2 separate regions of the Homo sapiens genome follow, and region 2 is linked to region 1. A link is a loop called in an ENCODE intact Hi-C map of the cell type or tissue named here. Cell type or tissue: PC-9. All regions are shown on one strand. Each heading gives the region's core, and the rest is flanking DNA. Links, peaks and the distances in the headings are about the cores only. Region 1 has its middle 350 kb from the start of SPANXN1. Region 2 has its middle 460 kb from the start of SPANXN1.

The links. Peaks named below come from ENCODE experiments on the same cell type or tissue, not always from the same donor. Only the 100,000 strongest peaks of a DNase experiment are listed, where the experiment ranks them.
Region 2: a loop joins it to region 1, with 13 times the contacts of the local background. A loop is called at or near these places in 2 of 110 quality-filtered maps.

Annotation. Positions count from the first base shown.
Region 1 is chrX:144,891,723-144,902,159 of GRCh38, forward strand. No RefSeq gene overlaps it. Among named protein-coding and RNA genes, the nearest start is that of SPANXN1, 350 kb to the right of the region's middle. In PC-9, for the core only: a CTCF peak has its summit at 4,812 (motif pointing left); no DNase peak of the experiment used is centred there.
Region 2 is chrX:144,786,443-144,796,879 of GRCh38, forward strand. No RefSeq gene overlaps it. Among named protein-coding and RNA genes, the nearest start is that of SPANXN1, 460 kb to the right of the region's middle. In PC-9, for the core only: no CTCF peak of the experiment used is centred there; a DNase peak (open chromatin) is centred at 5,069; H3K4me3 peaks cover 597 bases; H3K27ac peaks cover 2,041 bases.

The DNA.
Region 1 (10,437 bases), core at 1,243-9,242:
ATTCTTTCTAACAAATTCAAAGCAAGAGCAGTTCTTCTGCCATTCTAAGACTTTTATCTCCATCTGTTAACTGAAACACGTTCATTCCCGCTCCTTTTAGAATCATACTCTAACAGTTATCCCTCTTTTTCTGGCATTTTTGAATCCCTGTTTATTAACTGCTTTTCTTTTTGCCTAAAAGCATACTGAAATTTCCTGATCCTTAAATAAACACTTTTTGTCCTAACTTTCCTAACAATCTGAATTACCATTCTGTTTTTCCATTAAACAAAAGTGTACAGGACATCCATCCGAAGAAACAGACTTAGCCCTATACTTTTTAAGCCAACCTAATTCATTCAGGCTTGGATCTCATATTGGCAAACCAAGGATAATGAAGAAGAGCTGAATGCTTTTTAAAGAATAGTAAGGTCTATCTCATAATTCCCAATTTTGTCTCTGTTTCACTTTACCTCTGCCTGGCTCTTAACCTATGCCTTTGCCTCTCATTTTAAGTTTGATGCCCATCCTGTGGACAAAATGATTTTTATGTCATTTCTGGTTTCTTGAAGAAACCTCTCTAACTCTTCTCACCCTTTCTTTGTACAGTAGTATTCTGCAAACCAACTCCAGGTGCCTGCTTCCTTGGTGAGCTTTCTTTGGAGAAACTGTTCTGACACAAAGCAGATAAAATAGCATTTCCTAGTCACCTACACCGAGAGAGAGGATTCTGCAGCACAGACTATGGCATTCTGATCTATGTGATACTACAATTACTACTAGCTAACATTTTTTGAATGTTAGAAGCCAAATTATCATTCTAAGCCCATTATAGGTATTACCTCATTTGATTTTCACAACTCTTTAAGGTAGGTACTGTTGCTGTATCAATTTTACGTAGGAGGAAACTGAGTCACTGAATTACTAAGGCCTTTGCTTATGATGATGCACAGCTGGTAAATGGGAGAAAAGGGATTTTAATCAGCCAGATTATCTCCAGAAACTATGCTATTCAGGCAAACTTTTTCTAATGAGTTTGTACACAGTTTAAAGAAGAGCTCTTAACTGCTTCAATCATCATTTAATACGTTCTTTTTAAAACTGTAGAATACCTCCTGGGAGCCTCATTTTGGAAAAAAATGGCTAATAATCAAGTCAAGATTTAACTGGGTTGCCTCTTCTACTGATTGAATTTTATAATCGATAGCCTCAAATGTTGCCAACTTATCTAAGCATACCAACCAGAAATGAAGTCACAAGCACCACCGTATTAACTACATGGTATAAGTATTTTAACTGTCAAGAACAACAGTTGGTTTGTGAATAATTTTTAAACTTGACAAACTTCATCTATAAATTAGATTCATTTAAGTGGCTATACAAATCACTTATGTCTTCCTCAAGAACTTTTTATTTAATGTGCTAATTTGTTTCTGACATAATTGGACATAATACAGCTACTGATTAAAAGAGCACTTCTGCAAAGGCAGAATGGTAAGTAGCTATAAGACCAAGTGCAAGAAACTCTAGAAAAACTTTCTTTACTGTATTTTGTCCACAAAGGGTAATTCAGGCCAGAGGAAGGCCTGTTTAGAAGTTTCCCTAAGAAAAAAGATGAGTGACTAGGTAGAAACAGTACCTTACATTTATATGGCACTTTATATTGTGTAAAGCATCTTTACTTCCATTCTTACAATTGTGGCTCGCAACTCTGCTGGGGTAGACAAGCTGTCAAGATTTCTTTTTTTTTCTCTTTTCTTTTTTTTTTTTTGAGACGGAGTCTCACTGTCACCCAGGCTGGAGACCAGTGGCAAGACCTCGGCTCACTGCAAGCTCCGCCTCCTGGGTTCATGCCATTCTCCTGCCTCAGCCTCCCCAGTAGCTGGGACTACAGGCACCCGCCACCACGCCCAGCTATTTTTTTTTTTTTGTATTTTTAGTAGAGACGGGGTTTCACCGTGTTTGCCAGGATGGTCTTGATCTCCTGACCTCGTGATACGCCCGCCTCAGCTTCCCAACGTGCTGCAATTGCAGGTGTGAGCCACCACGCCTGGCCTTTTTTTCTATTTTTAAATTTATATCCTGTTTTGTCTTGGTTTACAGGAAGCTCAAAAATACACTGAATAAGGCCAGGTGCGGTGCCTCACACCTGTAATCCCAGCACTTTGGGAGGCTGAGGTGGGCGGATCACTTGAGGTCAGGAGTTTGGGATCAGCCTGGCTAACAAGGTAAAACCCTGTCTCTAATAAAATACAAAAATTAGCCTGAAGTGGTGGCGAGTGCCTGAAATCTCAGCTACTCAGGAGGCTGAGGCAGGAGAATCGCTTGAACCCAAGAGGTGGAGGTTGCAGTGAGCCGAGATCATGCCCCTGCACTCCAGGCTGGGCAACAGAGTGAGACTCCCTCTAAAAAAAAAAAAACAATAAGTAAAATTTAGAAATACAGAAATAAACAGAATAATTTTGTGTAAATATAAGTGCAACTTTATACCTTTTACCTCTATATTGTTCTGACCTTTCCCCCTTACTCTATTCATTTTTTAAAAGTATTTAGCTGTTTAAAGTATTTTCATTATAAGCTTCCACAAGTATTTTTAAAAATATGTAAGATATAAATTCCAAGTATGTAAAAATTGATAACACTTCCTCCTAGCAAAATGATAGGCCCAAGGACTCATCACCAGAGCACAGAACGCAATCTAATCTCACAAGTGCACCTATCAAAAGAACCCTGCTATTTCACATTGTCATAGAAAAAAACTCAGAGTAACATAATGTGATGCACAATACAAACATACACTTAAGCATTATTAAGATAAATTCATAATTTATATGTTCTTCTGCCACTGTTTATTTGGCTAATAATATATCATGAAGATATTTCCATGTAGGTATAGACAGATCTACATTATTTGACTAAATGGACTATTAGACTTTTTCCTATAGAGTTGTTTGAGCTCCTTATATATTCTGGTTATTAATTTCTTGTCAGATGGGTAGTTTGCATATATTTTCTATCATTCTGCGGGTTGTCTCTTCGCTTGGTTGATTGTATGCTTTGCTCTGCAGAAGCTTTTTAACTTGATGTGATCCCACGTGTTCATCTTTGCTTTGGTTGCCTGGACTTGTGGGATATTACTCAAAAACTCTTTGCCCGGTTCAATGTCCTGGAAAATCTCCCCATTGTTTTAGTAGTTTTACAGTTTGAGGTCTTAGATTTAATGTATAATATTTCATTATATGGATGATACTTAAAAATTTAACTCGCTCCCGTTCATAGGCCTTTACAAAAAAGGTGGAACACACTTTATAACATTGTTTTCAATTTCTTATTTTTTGTCTGAGTGCCTTGTTTATATCTTCACTCATTATTCAATTTAGTTGTTTTGTTTTTTTAATTTATTGATTTTTAAGAGTTGTTATATATTATAGAACTTTTCATTTTTCTCTTGTGTGAAAAAATATGTTTCACTGTCTATTAGCAAATGAAAGAAAACAAATGAAAGAGGCATTCTATCTGGCAGAAGAACATTTAGGGTGTAGAAAACAGCAAGAGCCTCAAGTGTAACAAGAAAACTAGTGTGACTTAGATTAAGATAGAAGGGTGAAATAGGAAGCAAAAAAGCAGTTTGCAGTAATGTCATGTAGGGCCTTGTAGACCTTTACAAGAGGCTTATTTTTACTCTGAATAAGAAGGAAAACCATTGGAAGGTTGTAAAAAGATAAAGACATGATCTGACCAATGCTACAAAAGAGCTGTTCTGGCTGATGGGCAGAGTATAGTCTTGTGAGAGGATTGTAGGGCGTGAATAAAATCAAGGAGACTACTTAGGAAGAAAGATAATGTTGGTGCGGACCAGGATTATACTAGTGAGACTTGATCAGATTCTGAATATATTGTGAAGATAAGGAACACACGATTTGCTAACAGATTAGATATGGAATATGAGAACAAGGGAGTTATGGATGTGAAGGGACCCACTTGGACCCCCCAAAATTGTTATGAAGATCATTTTAAACTAGGGATGAGATTCAAAAGATGCAGAAAGAAGCTTTATCTGACCTTCTCCTATCTGACTGAAGGTGAAAACATCTGTTATAAATCCCCTCTTCTGGGCCACCTCACTCCCAGGAAGAAGAAGGAGAGTGAAACTGCAAAAAATACGCTCACGTTTTTCTTGCCAGAAAGGCCAGTGGTACCTGCCTAAATTACCAACCACAAACTCTCGTATCTCTCCTTTGTTCCTCAAAAGTCCCATTTGACTTTCCTAAAGAAAACATGTCTTCTTATAAAAGCCTTTCCTACCCTACTCTTTTTTATAAATTAGGTATTTAAACCTCTATCTCTAATTTGTTAGTGAGCTACTTGTTTTGTGCAGTTTCATATGCATATGATTCAACTTTGACTTTTCTCCTGTTAATCTGTCTATTGTCAGTTAAATTTGGAGGCCCCCAACTATTGTACCAAAGTCAGTAGAGGAAAAGTTTTTCCTCCCATTGAATTCCAAGGTTATTTTTCTGAACAGCTGGGAGGATAGTGTTGCCATCTATAGAGATAAGGAAACCTTAGGGTAAGTGGGTTGTGTGTAAGAGGTCAAAAGCTCAGGTAAATTTTAGATGTTTATTAGATAGCCTAGATTTAAAAAGGCAGGTAAATAGTTAGAAATGAATGTTTGGAGTGTAGGAGAGAAATCAGGCTGGAGATATTAATTTAGGAGTCATTTCTATGGTATAGAAAAACTGGGACCTTTCAGAAGATATATAAAACTGGAGAGCTGAGACCATCAAGGTAGTGAGGTTAAATAGAGAAGTAGACCAAAGACTAAATCCTAAGGCCCTCTAGTGGTTATTAGTAGGATTAATGAGAAGAAACCAGTAAAAAACTTCACACAAGAGAGTAGAAGGGAGGTTACCAGAGCCTAAGGGGGTTGGGGAGATGTTAGACAAAGGATAAAAAATTACAATTAGAGACTTAGTTAGGAGGAATAAGTTCCAGAGATCTATTTTACAGCATGGTTATTATAGTTTATGACAACATATTGTATTCTTAAAAAATGCTAAGAGTGTGGATGTTCATTGTTCTCTCCACAAAGTGATGACTGTATGAGGTAATGCATATGTAAATTAACTAGTTAGCCATTCCACAATGAATATATACTTTAAAACATCATTTTACACAATAAATACAATCTTATCTGTCAATTTAAAAATAAATTAATTTAATTAAATAAACCAGCAAAGAAGAATGGACAATGAGGTAGGAAGATGCATTTCTGAAGCCAAGTAAACAAAATAATTAACGCAGGAAGGAGTAATTGTTATTAAATGCTGCTGATGGGTCAAGCAAAATGAAAACTAAAAATTAATCATTTAATTTAACAATGTGGTGGCGTGAAAGGCACTGTTTCAATGGTAAGAAAAAGCCTATAGTTTTCCAATGAAACTGGTTCAATTGTCCCACAAGAACTGATGTTTATGGCTTCTTTGACTAAATATAGAAATTGATCCTTCTAGTCTTAAAGCTTGAGAAAGATATAATTGTTTTATCTGAGTTTTTTCCTCTGGAAATCAACCATCAGGCCTCCCATATAGCATCAAGGAGCTGAAACTTACCAGATCACTGAACCTGGAAAACGAGATGCCAGAGCCCTCAGCCATCATGATTGCCTGAGTGACCATCTGCTTGCTGTTCACCAACTCTTCTTTCTTATCCTTCCCTAATTCCTGTTTTCCCACAGGATTACATTTCTTCCCTGCTATATAGACCCCTAATTTTAGTCAATCAGGGAAATGCATTTGAGACTCGTCTCCCATCTCCTTGTTGCAGCACCTGAATAAAGCCTTCCTTTCTGGCAATATACACTGTCTCAGTGATTGGCTTTCCGTGCAGTGAGTAGCAGGCTCTATACCGAACCCCAGGTGTTTTGGCAACACAGGAAAGAATGGGAGGAGAAGAAGTTCAAAGGAAGAGCTGACAACTCTTTCAAGGAATTTTGGTTTAAAAGAGTGCAGAGAGATGGCACAGTACCTTAAGGGGAATGTAGGGTCAAGAAAAGGATGTTTACTGACTGTAATGCTCCTTAAAAATGAAAATGAATGGAAAAGAAAGAAGAGAATGCTGCAGCTATGTTCTTGAGTTGGTAAACAAGATGGGGCTAGTGTATTGCTAGACAGAAAAATTAAGAGTTAATAACAGGCAGGAAGGAAGAGAACATGGGTACACATGCTGGTTGGTATATAGATGTGGTGGGGCAGCTGAAGAAACTCAATTCTGATTACTTCAATTTTCTTAGTGAAAAAAGATAGCAATGCCCTTAGATGAACGTGAGGAGGAGGAAGAGGAACACGGGACTGAAGTCCAGAGACTGAGAGACTGAATGAACTAAGGGAAAGACAGCATGATTTCCAGAATCTAATAATTTGGCAGTCACGTATTCAAAGTGAGCATCAGCATGGTGGCGTGTTTCTCTTGGGACATGGTCAACTTAGGAACAAAAGTTATAAATTTACTAATCTTCTCTAACTCTACATGAGAAAAAATTTTTATGTGGTGGGACACAGGAGATTCAAACTCCAATACTGGTTTCCTCCCTTAAAATCTTGCCTAGTACACTGAAATCACTAATTAGGCATTTTTAAAAAGCTCTTCCTGAATTTTTGCAGTGTGTGGAGTTGTTTTACTTCAGTTCATTTATTTAAGTCTTTTTCTTATAAGTTGCAGACGTTTCTCAAATGCCTGGTTAACCTTGATTGCAAATTCATATTTTAGAATGAAGCAACAGATTATGCACTAGATCAGCTACTTAGGAACAATGCCGTGGCTTGGGTGGGACTTTTCTACAACTAGTCTTGCTTTTGAGTGAGTGGCATCAGGGGCAGATGCGCGCTATGCTGGAATGAGCAGTGTTTCATTCTAGAACAGCAGTTCTTTTTTGTTTTTGACACCGAGTTTCACTCTTGTCGCCCAGGCTGGAGTGCAATGGTGCAATCTTGGCTCACTGCAACCTAGGCTTCCCGGGTTCAAGCAATTCTCCTGCCTCAGCCTCCCGAGTAGCTGGGATTACAGGCGCCTGCCACCACACCCAGCTAATTTTGTATTTTTTAGTAGAGATGGGGTTTCTCCATATGGTCAGGCTGGTCTCGAACTCCCAACCTCAGGTGATCTGCCCGCCTCGGCCTCCCAAAGTGCTGGGATTACAGGCGTGAGCCACCGCACCTGGACAGAGCAGCAGTTCTTAATCCTGGCTGCACACTAGGATTACTTGGGGAGCTTTAAATAACTATCGATGCAGGCTTTTCTCCTCAGAGACTCTGATTCAGGTGCTCTCTTCTACATAAGAACGCATATTAGGACCGGGCGTGGTGGCTCACGCCTGTAATCCCAGCTCTTTGGGAGGCCAAGGCAGGTGGATCACAAGGTCAGGAGATCCAGACCATCCTGGCTGATACAGTGAAACCCCATCTCTACTAAAAATACAAAAAATTAGCCAGGCCTGGTGGCGGGTGTCTGTAGTCCCAGCTACTCAGGAGGCTGAGGCAGGAGAATGGCGTGAACCCGGGAGGCGGAGCTTGCAGTGAGCCGAGATCGCGCCACTGCACTCCAGCCTGGGTGACAGAGCGAGACTGCATCTCAAAAAAAAAAAAAAAAAAAAAAAGAATGTATATTAGAATGCAAATAAGTGTGATGAAATTACAGGTGTAGCTTCAAATCGTTTCAAATATTAATAGTAAACATCCCAACACTCCTCATGATTCAATGTTTTAGGCCGGGGATGTGTGTGTTACACAGTATTTGAGAGCTGCTTTTATCTTTCCCAAACCATTCTTCAGAAATTACTTGTTCTGATCTTTCAGGAAAAAAAAAAAAAAATCAAAACTTCACAACAAAGTAAAAAGATAAACATCTGACCTTATAATAGCATGTTAGAACATTTTCAATTGACCCCATTGAAAGTTATTGACACTCCCGGGAAATGTACTTTTTCTGATCATCAAGGCCCAGATGTTCTATGACACCTTAAATTGTAGAACACTGAAGGATGGAATGATTGCTTTTTTCTGTCTAATGGAGAATATAATATCAAAAATTATAATTTTATTGCCTGGTAAGATGGTGAACAGTTTTGTACTTAACCCTGCAAATTTATTTCAACATCTCTGTCCTCAGTAATTATGTAAGTCCATATTTCTCAAATGCTTCTGAAGCTAGCTCTGTTACTTTTCTAGTTTCTCCATTCATAAACTGAATAAAACTTTGACATCCACTCATTACATATTTGTGTAAGAATTATATTATTAATAATTTGAGATACATGTTTTAAGGTTTTGGTAATTTTTTATAGATGGGATTACCACATAAAGAACCACTGGAACAGAGATCAATCCTTGGTCAATGACGATCCCCACAGCACCTTTAGGATCTTTTAAGCATTCCTGATCTCCCTCTTCCAGGGCTACTGACACCAACTGTTGTGTTTTGAGTTGAGAAAAACAAGTGGGGCATATTTTCAGAGATCACATATGACAAAGTTTTAGGCAATTTTGGATTTTTAAAATTGGACACTTTTTACATGCCATTACTGTCTGCCAGTTAGAAACTCATGGGGACCTGGTGATTATCTTTCAAGAAGTCTAAAAGTCCTGTTTTAGGTGCAAGAGGTGCTCTGCAGATGAGTCTGGAAGACTCCACAGCTACCAGGCTTTCATTTTAAAAACTGAAGACTTGAGCACAATGTCCTAGCTTTGTTACCAGTGTTTGAGTCTAAAAGTCTGGAAAATGTCAAACATGATGTAAAGTATTAGATTGGCAGACATCTAGGGGTGTTTCTTTTGTTTAAGAAATGCTGTGGATTTCTGACTGCCAAATTTTAGAGTGGATGAAAGAAGAATTAGTGTCATCTAGTGGTCTGTAACTCTTATGTCTGAAGAATGATTAACACCTGTATTTTCTAAAAAGTGGATTCGTTTGAAAACATACACAGTCTCAGAATTCTGTTTATTTGTAGAGAGTCTTCTTTTTTTTTGTTTAGTCTGGTTTTGCCTGCAGAAGTTATTGACAATGTGTATAGCTGTACTTATATTTATATTTACTTTTTGTGTGTCTATGGCCCTATGAACGAACAAAGTACTTAACTCCTCCTCACAGAGGGAAAGTAATTCACCATTTCCAGTGGTCTACTTGAGTTAGTAGCCCTATGTATCTGGGAATGTCTTCGTGGGGGCCACTTTTGGGGATTAATTGAACATGTGTCTGTCATTTGTCTGTAATACAAGAGAACAATTCAAAAGACAGATTTATAATCAAACAGAAGGAAAATGCAAATAGGTATTATGCTAACAATTAGTCATCATAAAAATCTACTAACAAAAATGCCTTTGAATCAATTTTAATATTTGGTAAGTAAATGCAAAATTATATCTGGATCCATATCATAATTAAACTTATATAATACTCTTAGTCAAGGTAAATCCTTAGACACATCAGACTAGTTTGATAATTTTGATTTAAAAACACATATGGGCCAGGCGCAGTGGCTCATGCCTATAATCTCAGCACTTTGGGAGGCCAAGGCAAGCAGATCACTTGAGGTCAGAAGTTCAAGACCAGCCTGAGCAACATGGCAAAACCCCCATCTCTACTAAAAATACAAAAATTAGCCAGACGTGGTGGCGCACGCCTGTAATCCCAGCTACTCAGGTGGCTGAGTCAAGAGAATCGCTTGAACTCGGGAGGCGAAGTTTGCAGTGAGCCAAGGTTGCATCACTGTACTCCAGCCTGGGCAACTAAGCGAGACTCTGTCTCCATAGATAAATAAATACAATAAAAAAAATAAAAACACATATGAATTATCTGTGATTTAAATATATTGTGGAAGATAATATAATCTATGTTAGTTTGTGTCTCTCCAAAAGCAGACTCTGAGTCACAGAATTTGACTGCAAGAAGTTAATTTGGAAGATGATGTCAGGAAACACTGCGAGAGAGTGAGAAATGGGGAGTTCATCTCATTTTCCCACTGAGAGCCAAAGAACCGGTGTAATATATTCACCAACTCCCTTCACTCTTGGCTGAGTGACGCCCTGAAGTATTAACTACTCAGAACATCTGGCTGATCCCACAAACAAACTGAACATGCTCCAGTAACTAGAAAATAATCCCAGGCACAGAGACACAAAATGCTGTCTGCAAGTACAGTAACTTTCTGTGGTGACCTCCAAGATAGGACAAGGTGATAAATGAGGGGTAGCAAAGCATCTGCTTATATAAGCTAATACTTAATTATTTTGGAGACTGAGTTTGTCTTTTTCATAGAAATTCTAATCAATTTAAACTTTCTAAATATTTCAACCCTGCTTTTCATGACAGATAAGTGAATATTGCTTATACAATATATTGAATTATAATTACTGTGTTTCTAATCAATTATTGGTTTTCATGAATTTCAGACAATTTCTGCTT
Region 2 (10,437 bases), core at 1,608-9,607, 100 kb before region 1:
TGAAATAGAAAGATCCACTGATAATCCATTCCACAAAGACAACAAGTTATCAACACTCTACACTGAAAAAAAAATACCTTCATTAGAGCCAAAAATTAAGTACCAGCATGACCACAGGAGGGAGGAGCACCAAGTGGGCTCTTGGGGTCCCCAATTTTAGGACTTGACTCTTATACAGCATTTATGTTTATTTTTATTTTCTATTATACTTTAAGTTCTGGCATACATGTGCAGAATGTGCAGATTTGTTAAATAAGTATACATGGTGGTTTGCTGCCCCCATCACTCTGTCATTTACATTAAGTATTTCTCCTAATGCTATCCCTCCCCTTGTCCCCCATCCCCCAACAGGCCCCAGTGTGTGATGTTTCCCTCCCTGTGTCCATTTGTTCTCATTGTTCAACTCCCACTTATGAGCGAGAACATGTGGTGTTTTGTTTTCTGTTCCTCTGTTAGTTTGCTGAGGATGATGGTTTCCAGCTTCATCCACGACCCTGCGAAGGATATGAACTCATTCTTTTTTATGGCTGCATACTATTCCTCTGTGTATATGTGGCACATTTTCTTTATCCAGTCTATCATTGATGGGCATTTGGGTTGGTTCCAAGTATTTGCTATTGTAAATAGTGCTGCAGTAAACACACATGTGCATGTGTCTTTATGGTAGAATGCATTATAATCCTTTGGGTATATACCCAGTAATGGGATTGCTGAATCAAATGGTATTTCTGGTTCTAGATCCTTGGGGTCTACACAGAATTTCTGGATCTGCCCTGGGCCAGAGTGGAACCTGCTGCCTTGAAGGGTGAGTCCCAGGCCAGGCAGCACTCATGACAAGCTAACTGAAGAGCCCTTGGACCTTGAGGGAACATCTGCAGTATTCTGGCAGTACTCCTTGTGGCCTAGGTGGCTGTGGCTGCAGGGTGAGGCTTCACTGACTTCAGAAAGGGGAGGGAAGAGTAAGAAAAACTGCACCTGGCTCAGCTGCAATATAATAGAACACCAAGTAAACTTCTGAGGTTTTTGAATCTAATCCCTGACCCCCAGATAGCACTTCTGGACTCACCCAAAAGTTGGGAGATCTTGTCAACCTAAAGGAAAAAAACACAGGCCTGGCAAACTTTGCAAACTGCTGATTATAAAGCCCAAGGGCCTTGAGTGAGCATAGATAGTATACAGGGAGTGGGTACAGCAGACCTGGGGTGAGACTCAACGCTATGCTGGCTTCAGGTATGATCCAGTGCAGTCATAGCAGTGGTGGTCACATGGGTACTTGTGTGACTCCACCCCCAGCTTTTGATGACTCAGAAAAAAAGAGAGCAGCTCCATATGTTTAGAAAAAGGTAAGGGAAGAGAACAAGAGTCTCTGCCTGGTAATCCAGAAAATTCTCCCAGATATAGTCCAAAATCATCAAGGCAGTACTTCTAAGAGTCTGCAAGAATCACAGTGTTACTGGCCGTGGGGTTCCCCCTAAAGCAGATACAGCTTATATCATAACACCCAAGTTCTTCCAAATATTGAAGAACCTTCCCAAAAAGGAAGGCTACAGTTATACACAGAGAGTGAAGACTACAATAATTACCTAGATCTCCAGTGCCCAGACACTGAAGAATATCTGCTAGTATCAACACCATCCAGGAAAACATGACCTGTACAAATTAACTAAATAACACACCAGGGACCAATCCCAGAGAAACAGAGATATGTCACCTTTCAGAGAGAGAATTCAAAATAGGTATGTTGAGAAAACACAAATTCAAAATAACACAAAGAATAAATTCAGATAAATTTAACAAAGAGATTGAAATAATTACTTTAATAATAATTAAAGAGATTGAAATAAGTAGCAAGAAGAAATTCTCCAGCTGACAAATGAAATGGGCATACAAACGAGGGCATCAGAGTCCTTAAACAGTAGAATTAATCAAACAGAAGAATTAGTGAGCTTAAAGATTACTATTTGAAAATACACAGTCAGAGGAAACAAACAAACAAACAAACAATGAAGTAAGCCTATAGGATTTAGAAAATATCCTCAAAAGGGAATATCTAAGAATTATTGGCCATAAAGAGGAGGCAGAGAAAGAGATAGGGGTAGATAGTTTATTCCAAGAGATAATAACAGAGAAATTCCCAAACCTAGAGAAACATATCAGTATCCAAGTATAAGAAGGCTACAGAACACCAAGCAGATTTAACCCAAAGACTACTTCAAGGCATTTAATAATCAAACTCCCAAAGGTCAAGGATAAAGAAAGAATTCTAAAAGCAGCTAGAGAAAAGAAACAAATAACATACCATGGAGCTCCAATACACCTGGCAGAATATTTTTCAGTGGAAGACTTATAGACCAAGATAAAGTGGTACGACATTTTAAAGTGCTGAAAAAAATTACCCTAGAATAGTATATTTGGTGCAAATATCATTCAAACATGAAGGAAAATTAAAGACTTTACCAGGCAAACAGAAGCTGACTGATTTGATTAATACCAGACCCATCCTACAATTAAAGAGAGCAGTTCAATCAGAAAGAAAAATACATTAATAAGCAATAAATAATCACTTGAAAATATAAAAGTTACTGGCAGTAGTAAGTATACAAAAAACAGAAAATATTATAGCGCTGTAACTGTAGTGTATAAACTACCTCTATGCTAAGTTGAAAGAGTAAACAATAAAGCAATCGAAAATAATAAGTAGAACAACTTTTCAAGACATATTAATTACCATAAGATATAATTAGAAACAACAAAAAGTTAAAAAGCAAGGGGTTAAAGTTAAGGCTTAGATTATTAGCTTTATTTTTTATATGTTTGTTTGTTTATTCCTATAGTGTTAAGTTGTTATTCGGTTGAAATTATGAATTTTAAGATGGTATTTGCAGACTCATTGTAACTTCAAACCAAAAAACACAACAGATGCACAAAAATAAAAAGGCACTAAATTATATCACCAGAAAGAATTACCTTCACAAGAGGAAGACAGGAAGAAAAGAAAGAAGACCACAAACAAAAAGAAAACAAATAACAAAATGGCAGTAGTAAGTCCTTACATATAAAAAACAACATTGAATATAAATGGACTAAACTGTTCAATCAAAACATATAGACTTACTGAATGGATAAAAAGCAAGACCCATTGATCTGTTGCCTACAATAAACACACTTCATCTATAAAGACACACATGTGGCTGAAAATAAAGGAATAAAAAATGATATCTCATGCCAATGAAAATAAAAAAAGAGGAGTCACTATGCTTATATTAGACAAAATAGATTTCAAGACAAAAACTATAAGAGACAAAGAAGGTCAATATATAATGATAAAAAGGTAAATTCAGCCAGAGCATATAAAAATTTTAAATATATATGCACCAAACCCTGGAGCACTATATGACAATAAATTGAAAAATCCAGAAGAAATAGACAAATTCCTAGATACATACAATCTACCAAGATTAAATCTGAAACCTGAACAGACCAATAAATAATGAGATTGAAGCCATAATAAAAGTCTCCCAGTAAAGAAAAGCCCAGGACCCTATGGCTTCACTGCCAAATTTTATCAAACATTTAGAGAAGAGGTAATACCAATCCTACTCAAACTACTCTGAAAAATAGAGGAGAAGGGAATATGTCCAACCTCATTCCATGATACCAGTATTAGTATTACTCTAATACCAAAACCAGGCAAGGACACATAAAAAAAATGAAAACTACAGACTAATATCTCTGATAAATATTGATGCAAAAAACCTCAACAAAATTCTAGCAAATTAAATTCAACAATACATTAGAAAGATCATTCGTCACGACCAAGTGTGATTTATTTCTGGAATGCAAGGATGGTTCAACATATGCAAATCAATCAATGTGACACATTATATCAACAGAATGAAGGATAAAAGCCACATAATCATTTCAATTGATGCTGACAAAGCATTTTATATAATTTAGCATCCCTTCATGACAAAAATATGCAAAAATCTGTGTATAGAATGACCATACCTTAATATAATAAAAGCCACATATGACAGGACCATGGCTAGTGTAATATTGAATGGGGAAAAACTAAAAGCCTTTTTTCTAAGATCTAGAACCTGACAAGAATGTTCACTGTTACCACTGTTATTCAACAAAGTATTGCAAGTCCTAGCTAGAGCAGTCAGACAAGAGAGACATAAAGGATATACATATTTGAAGAAAAGACATCAAATTATTGTTGTTTGTGAATGATATTATCTTATATTTGAGAAAACCTAAAGACTCCTGTATTAGTCCATGTTTACACTGCTGATAAAGACATACCTAAGACTGGGTAATTTATAAAGAGAAAGAGGTTTAATGGACTCACAGTTCCACGTGGCTGGGGAGGCCCCACAATCATGGTGGGAAGCAAAAGGCATGTCTTACATGGTGGCAGACAAAAGACAATCAGAGCCAAGCTAAAGAGGAAACCCTTGATAAAACCATCAGATCTCATGAAACTTATTCACTACCACTAGAACAGTATGAGGGAAACTGCCCCCATGATTCAATTATGGGTCTCCCACTGGGTCCCTCCCACAACATGTGGAAATATGGGAACTACAATTCAAGGTGGATTTGGGTGGAAACACAGAGCCAACCTGTTTCAACTCCACAGACACACAAAAATATTAGAACTAATAAATTCAGTCAAGTTGCAGGATACGAAACCCACATACAAAAATCAGTAGCATTTCTACATGCCAAAAGTAAACTATCTGACGAAATACAATGTAATCCCATTTACAATAGCCACACATGAAATTAAATACCTATAAATTAACCAAAGTGTTGGGGAAACCAGCCCTACACCACCCAGCTGGTACCCCGAATCCAGTGGAGACAAAGGAATTAGAAAGAGACAGAATAAGATTTTCAAAGGCGGGCCAGGGGACAGGAGCCTCGGAGGCTTGCTCACAGCCCAGAGCTCTTCAGCTCCGCCTAATTTATTGGTTTACAAGCTCTTTGTTCTTAGGGCAAATGGGAGGGGTAGGAAGGAATGAGGAAAAGGATTAAAAGGATTAATCAGGAGAACCTGTGAGTCACTCAATAAGATGTATAGCAGTGGTGGTTTCTGAATTTCCTTGAGCAAAGGCGTGTGGCTAAACTACTTAAGATCTTTAACTTATTGGGACTGAAATGGGTGGGAGTGGCTTTCAGGAGAAGCCAAGATGTTTGATTACACTCCACTGCTTCAAGGGAGTGTTATCTCCCCAAGCAACCTGTGGCATGCCACTGAGCTGTTATGCTCTTGGTACATAAAGATATGAAGGCAATAAGGAGACTTTTCTCCACAGAGGCCGCCCATGGCTCCCCAGGGGTGTCTCACACAGGGGAGACCATATCATCTGGCATCCCAGAAACTCTCTTTCCCACACAAAGAAATGAAAGATCTGTATAATAAAAATTAAAAAGTCATGAAGGAAATTTAAGAGAATACCAAAAAATTGAAAAATATTTCATGTTCATAGATTGAAGCAATCAATATTGTGAAAATGTCCATACTACCCAAAGCAATCTACTTATTCAATACAATTCCTATAAAACTATCAATGACATTCTTCAGGGACATAGAAAAAAAAATCCTAAAATTTATATGAAACCACAAAAGACCCATAATAGCTAAAGCTATTCTAAGCAAAAGAACAAAAACGGAAGAACCACATTCCCATACTTCAAATTATGCTTCAGAGCTATATTAACAATAGCAAGGTACTGGCATAAAAACAGACACATAGACCAGTGGAACAGAATAGAGAACCCAGAAACAAATCCAGACACCTACAGTGAACTCATCTGTGACAATGACTTCAAGAAAATAGACTGGGGAAAGGAGAGAGTCTTCAATAAATGGTGCTGAAAATGCTGGATATCCATATGCAAACAAAGGAATCTAGACCCCTAACTCTCACCAAATATAAGAATCAAATCAAAGTGGATTAAAGACTTAAATCTAATACCTGAAACTATGAAATGACTGCAAGAAAACATTGGGGAAAACCTCCAGGACATGGGTCTGGGCAAAGACTTCTTGAGCAATACCTTACAAGCACAGGCAACCAAAGCAAACATAAACAAATGAAATCACGTCAAGTTAAAAAAAGCTTCTGCACAGCAAAGAATACAATCAACAAAGTGAAGAGTGAACCAACAGAATGGGAGAAAATATTTGCAACTACCCATCTGACAAGGGATTAATAACCAGAACATATAAGGGGCTCAAACACCTCTGTAAAAATGAATCTAATAATCCAATCCAAAAATAGGCAAAATATTTGAATAGACATTTCTCAAAAGAAGACATGCATATGGTAAACAGGCATATGAAAAGGTGCTCAACATCATTGATCATCAGATAAATGCAAATCAGAACTACAATGAGATATCTCCCCCTAGTTTAAATGGCTTATATCCAAAAGACAGGCAAAAACAAATCTCGAGAAAATGTAAAGAAAAGGGAACCCTTGTACACTCTTGGTGGGAATGTATATTTGTACAACCACCATGGAGAACTGTTTGGAGGGTCAAAAAAAGAAAAAAAAAAAAAAAAACAAGAAATGAGCTACCATGTAATCCAGTAATCCCACTGCTGGGTTTATACCGAAAAGAAAATAAATCAGTATATCAAAGATGTATCTGCACTCCTATGTTTGTTGATGTTTGTTGTAGCACTGATTACAATAGCTAAGATTTGGAAGCAATCTAACTCTTCATCAACAGATGAGTGGATCAAGAAAATGTGGTACATACACAATGGCATACTACGCAGGTATAAAAAATGATATCTAGTCATTTGCATCAACACTAATGGAATTTTAGATCATCATGTTAAATAAGTCGGGCATAGAAAGGGAAACATTGCATGTTCTCAATTATTTGTGAGATCTAAAAATAAAAACAATTTAACTCATGGACATAGAGAATAGAAGGATGGTTACCAGAGGCTGATAAGGGTAGTGGGGTGTTTTGGCAAAGTGGTTGTATTAGTCCCTTCTCACACTGCTGTAAAGAACTACCGGAGACTGAGTAATCTATAAAGGAAAGAGTAATTGACTCACAGTTTCCCATGGCTAGGGAGGCCTCAGGAAATTTACAATCATGGCGGAAAGTGAAGGGAAAGCAAGTCACATCTTTCATGGCAGCAGGATAGAGAGAGAGAGAGAGAAGGGGGAAGTGCCACACACTTTTAAACCATCAGATCTTGTGAGAACTCACTCACTCTCCTGAGAACAGCAAGGAGGAAACCCGCCTCCATGATTCCATCACCCCCGCCAGGCCCCTCCTCCAACACGACATTAGATTTCGGCGGGGACACAAATCCAAACCATATCAGTGGGGACAGTTAATGTGTACAAAAAAAGTAGAATGAATAAGACCTACTACTTGACAGCAGAACAGGGTGACTATAGTCAATAATAACTTAACTGTATATTTTAAAATAGCTTAAAGAATGTAATTGATTGTTTTTAACTCAAAGAATAAATGCTTCAGGGAATTAATACCCCATTCTCCATGCTGTCCTCCTTTCAAATTGCATGCCTGTATCACAACATCTAAGGTACCCTATAAATAATACACCTACCATGTACCAATAAAAATGTAAAAAAATAATTAATTTTTATAAAATAATACTGTACATATTGAGGAACAAAGATTAGAATAGCATCTGACTTCTCCAAGGCAATCATGCAAGCAAGAAGAGAGTAGAGTAAAATATGTAACATGTTGAGTGAAAACAGTAGCTACATGCATGCACTTTTTAAAAAAAGGATAAAGATATCTTGGTGGTGGTTTCACAACATTGTATGAACAATGTCACTGAATTGTACATTTTAAAATGGTTAAATTGGCAGATGTTGTATACATTTTTACTAAAATTAAAAAATGTAATAATACAACGTAACAAAGATTACTGAATCATATACTTTAAGCAGGTGAATTGTATGGCATATAAAGTATATCTTAATAGAGCTGTTTTTATAAAAAGAGAAAAGGAGATTATTCAGACTGAGCATTACTTGTGCCACTAAAAATAAATGAGAAACTCTGACGTGTTGCTATATAGTCTTCAATGAACCAGCTATCTTTCATTACGTTATTTTCTGTAGAAAAACTCTCATGTTTCTTTGATGTGTTTCTGCCATCAGAAGAGGAGATATTTTTATATTTTATCCTCTTGAATCTTTTGACTTGAAGACACGGTGCTACCAACTGTCCTATGACAATGTGTGCAGTTAGTAATCATTATGTTCTTCTGGTATACGTCTTAGCCTCCCCCAGTTCAAGGTAGGCAAGGTCTACACTTTCTCTACCCTATAATCTTGCTAAAAGGTTACTATTGTAAAATAAAACTAGTTAGATCAATCAGTGTTAAACCTACATTAATGAAGAAACAGACAAAAAAACATATAATGAATCTTTGTAACACATAAAAGTCCAATTCTCTGTCCTCAGGTGGTCTAAGAAGCCTTTCCAGGAAGAAGTAATAATATACCAATGATAGAACTGGTCAGTCTTATCATGGGTCAGAGGTCAGAGGCCTTCTGAAATGTAGGAGTAGGGATATCACAAGACTAACCACATAGATATTATAACACAGAGAGGTACTTTAGAGTGCCTCATTTAAACAATTAAGTTCTGTTCACAACTTAGGTGATTTATTGGTGGTATGGCAGACCAGTTAAAAATAACTCTATGTAACTTACCCTTAATCATCATGCTGGAAAGTCAAAATGCTAGTAATAATCTCTCAGTGAGTACCTACTATGGGCCAGATAGTATCATAATCTGGGTTCCCATAAAACAAGCATGAGATAAGGACTTGGGAACTTATTCCAGCAAGCAGGAATGTATCAGTGTGTGAAAACAATGAGACAGGGAAAGAAGAAAAGGGTTTAGTTTGTGTGGATTACGACTATTCAGGTGGCACTTAACCTGAGTGCTAAAGGTTAAGCAGGGCTTCAAATCAAAAATCTGTATAAGTATGTTCCTAGATGGGGCATAAAAATGTGTAAAGTCATGAGACAGGGTGACCTACTCATGAGACACCAAGAGGAAGAAAAAAAGACGTTTGAAATTGTGGCAAAGATAAAAAATACCATGAATTTGCTCAAATGGGAGAATGGTTAAACAATAATGACATCATCATGCTTTGTAATTCTGCAACACGATGATGATTAAAAGCAATCTTCTAGATCAGCAATTTTCAACCATTTTGGTCTCAGGACCCCTTTGCATTTTTGATAATTATTAAAAAGCCTAAAAAGCTTTTGTTTACAGAGGTTATATCAGTTGCTATTTGCCACATCAGAAATTAAACTGAAAATAAATTATTAATTGACTTTAATGTAATACTAATAATAAACCAATGACATGTTAACATAAATAGTACATTTTAAGAAGAAACTATATTTTCAAAATGAAATATATTGAGAGAAGTGGCATTGTTTAAAATTTTTGCACATATCTTTAATACCTCATTTAATAGAACACAACTGTATTCTCATATGTGCTTTTGCATTTAGTCTGTAATGAGATGTTGCTTTGTTTGATGCATACAAAGACAATTCAGCTTTACACAAATTACTAGCTGAAAAAGAAAAGGATATTTTAATTGCCTTTTCAACAATTTTAAATATCCTGTGATACTACAACAAAACTCAACTGGTAGGAGTCTCTTAAAGGTTACTACAGTGTGAAATCTGAAACTGTTTCAGTGAACATTTAGCGTGGTGAATGGATTTTTCTTCACATGGATGATTTTGTAATGTCTGCAAGGTCATGTAAAAATACTGCTTCACATTTGTAAATATCATCATGCATCTTATGAAAAAAGGTCTGAGATATTGGGAAACTGAAACTCATGGTGGTAGATACAAAATTTGCAAAAGTTTTAATTTTCCGTGAATTGTCAAGTATTATCATTGGCAGTAGCTACTATCCCTTGCTTTCATTGAAGTGGCATACTCATTTCATTTATAAATATCTTCAAATAACCAAGTCTGAAGAAGCATCATTTTTTTTCTGTTTTTTTTTTTTTTAGGGAAAATATGATGTTCCATGAAATATAGCCGCCAATGCAGTTCATAACTCAAATAATTATACAAATGCTTTTTCTGAAGATAACCATCTCACATCAGTATGTGATTTAGAAGTACTTTATGTATACTTCTCATTTTGTCATATGGCTTACTAAAAAGACATGTTCAAGAGTGGAACAGTAATTAAAATTAATCATGCTTTCTGCTTCATCAAGTACATTCTTCAGTGAAACTGGAATTTTTAAAACTGAAAGTGCATGACAGTGAAGAAAACATGACCACTTGTGCAGTTTGATGCCACTTTCTTAATTTATGCTAAGGTGCAAGCTGTGTTACTTACCATTGGTTTTACACCATCAGTACAAATGTC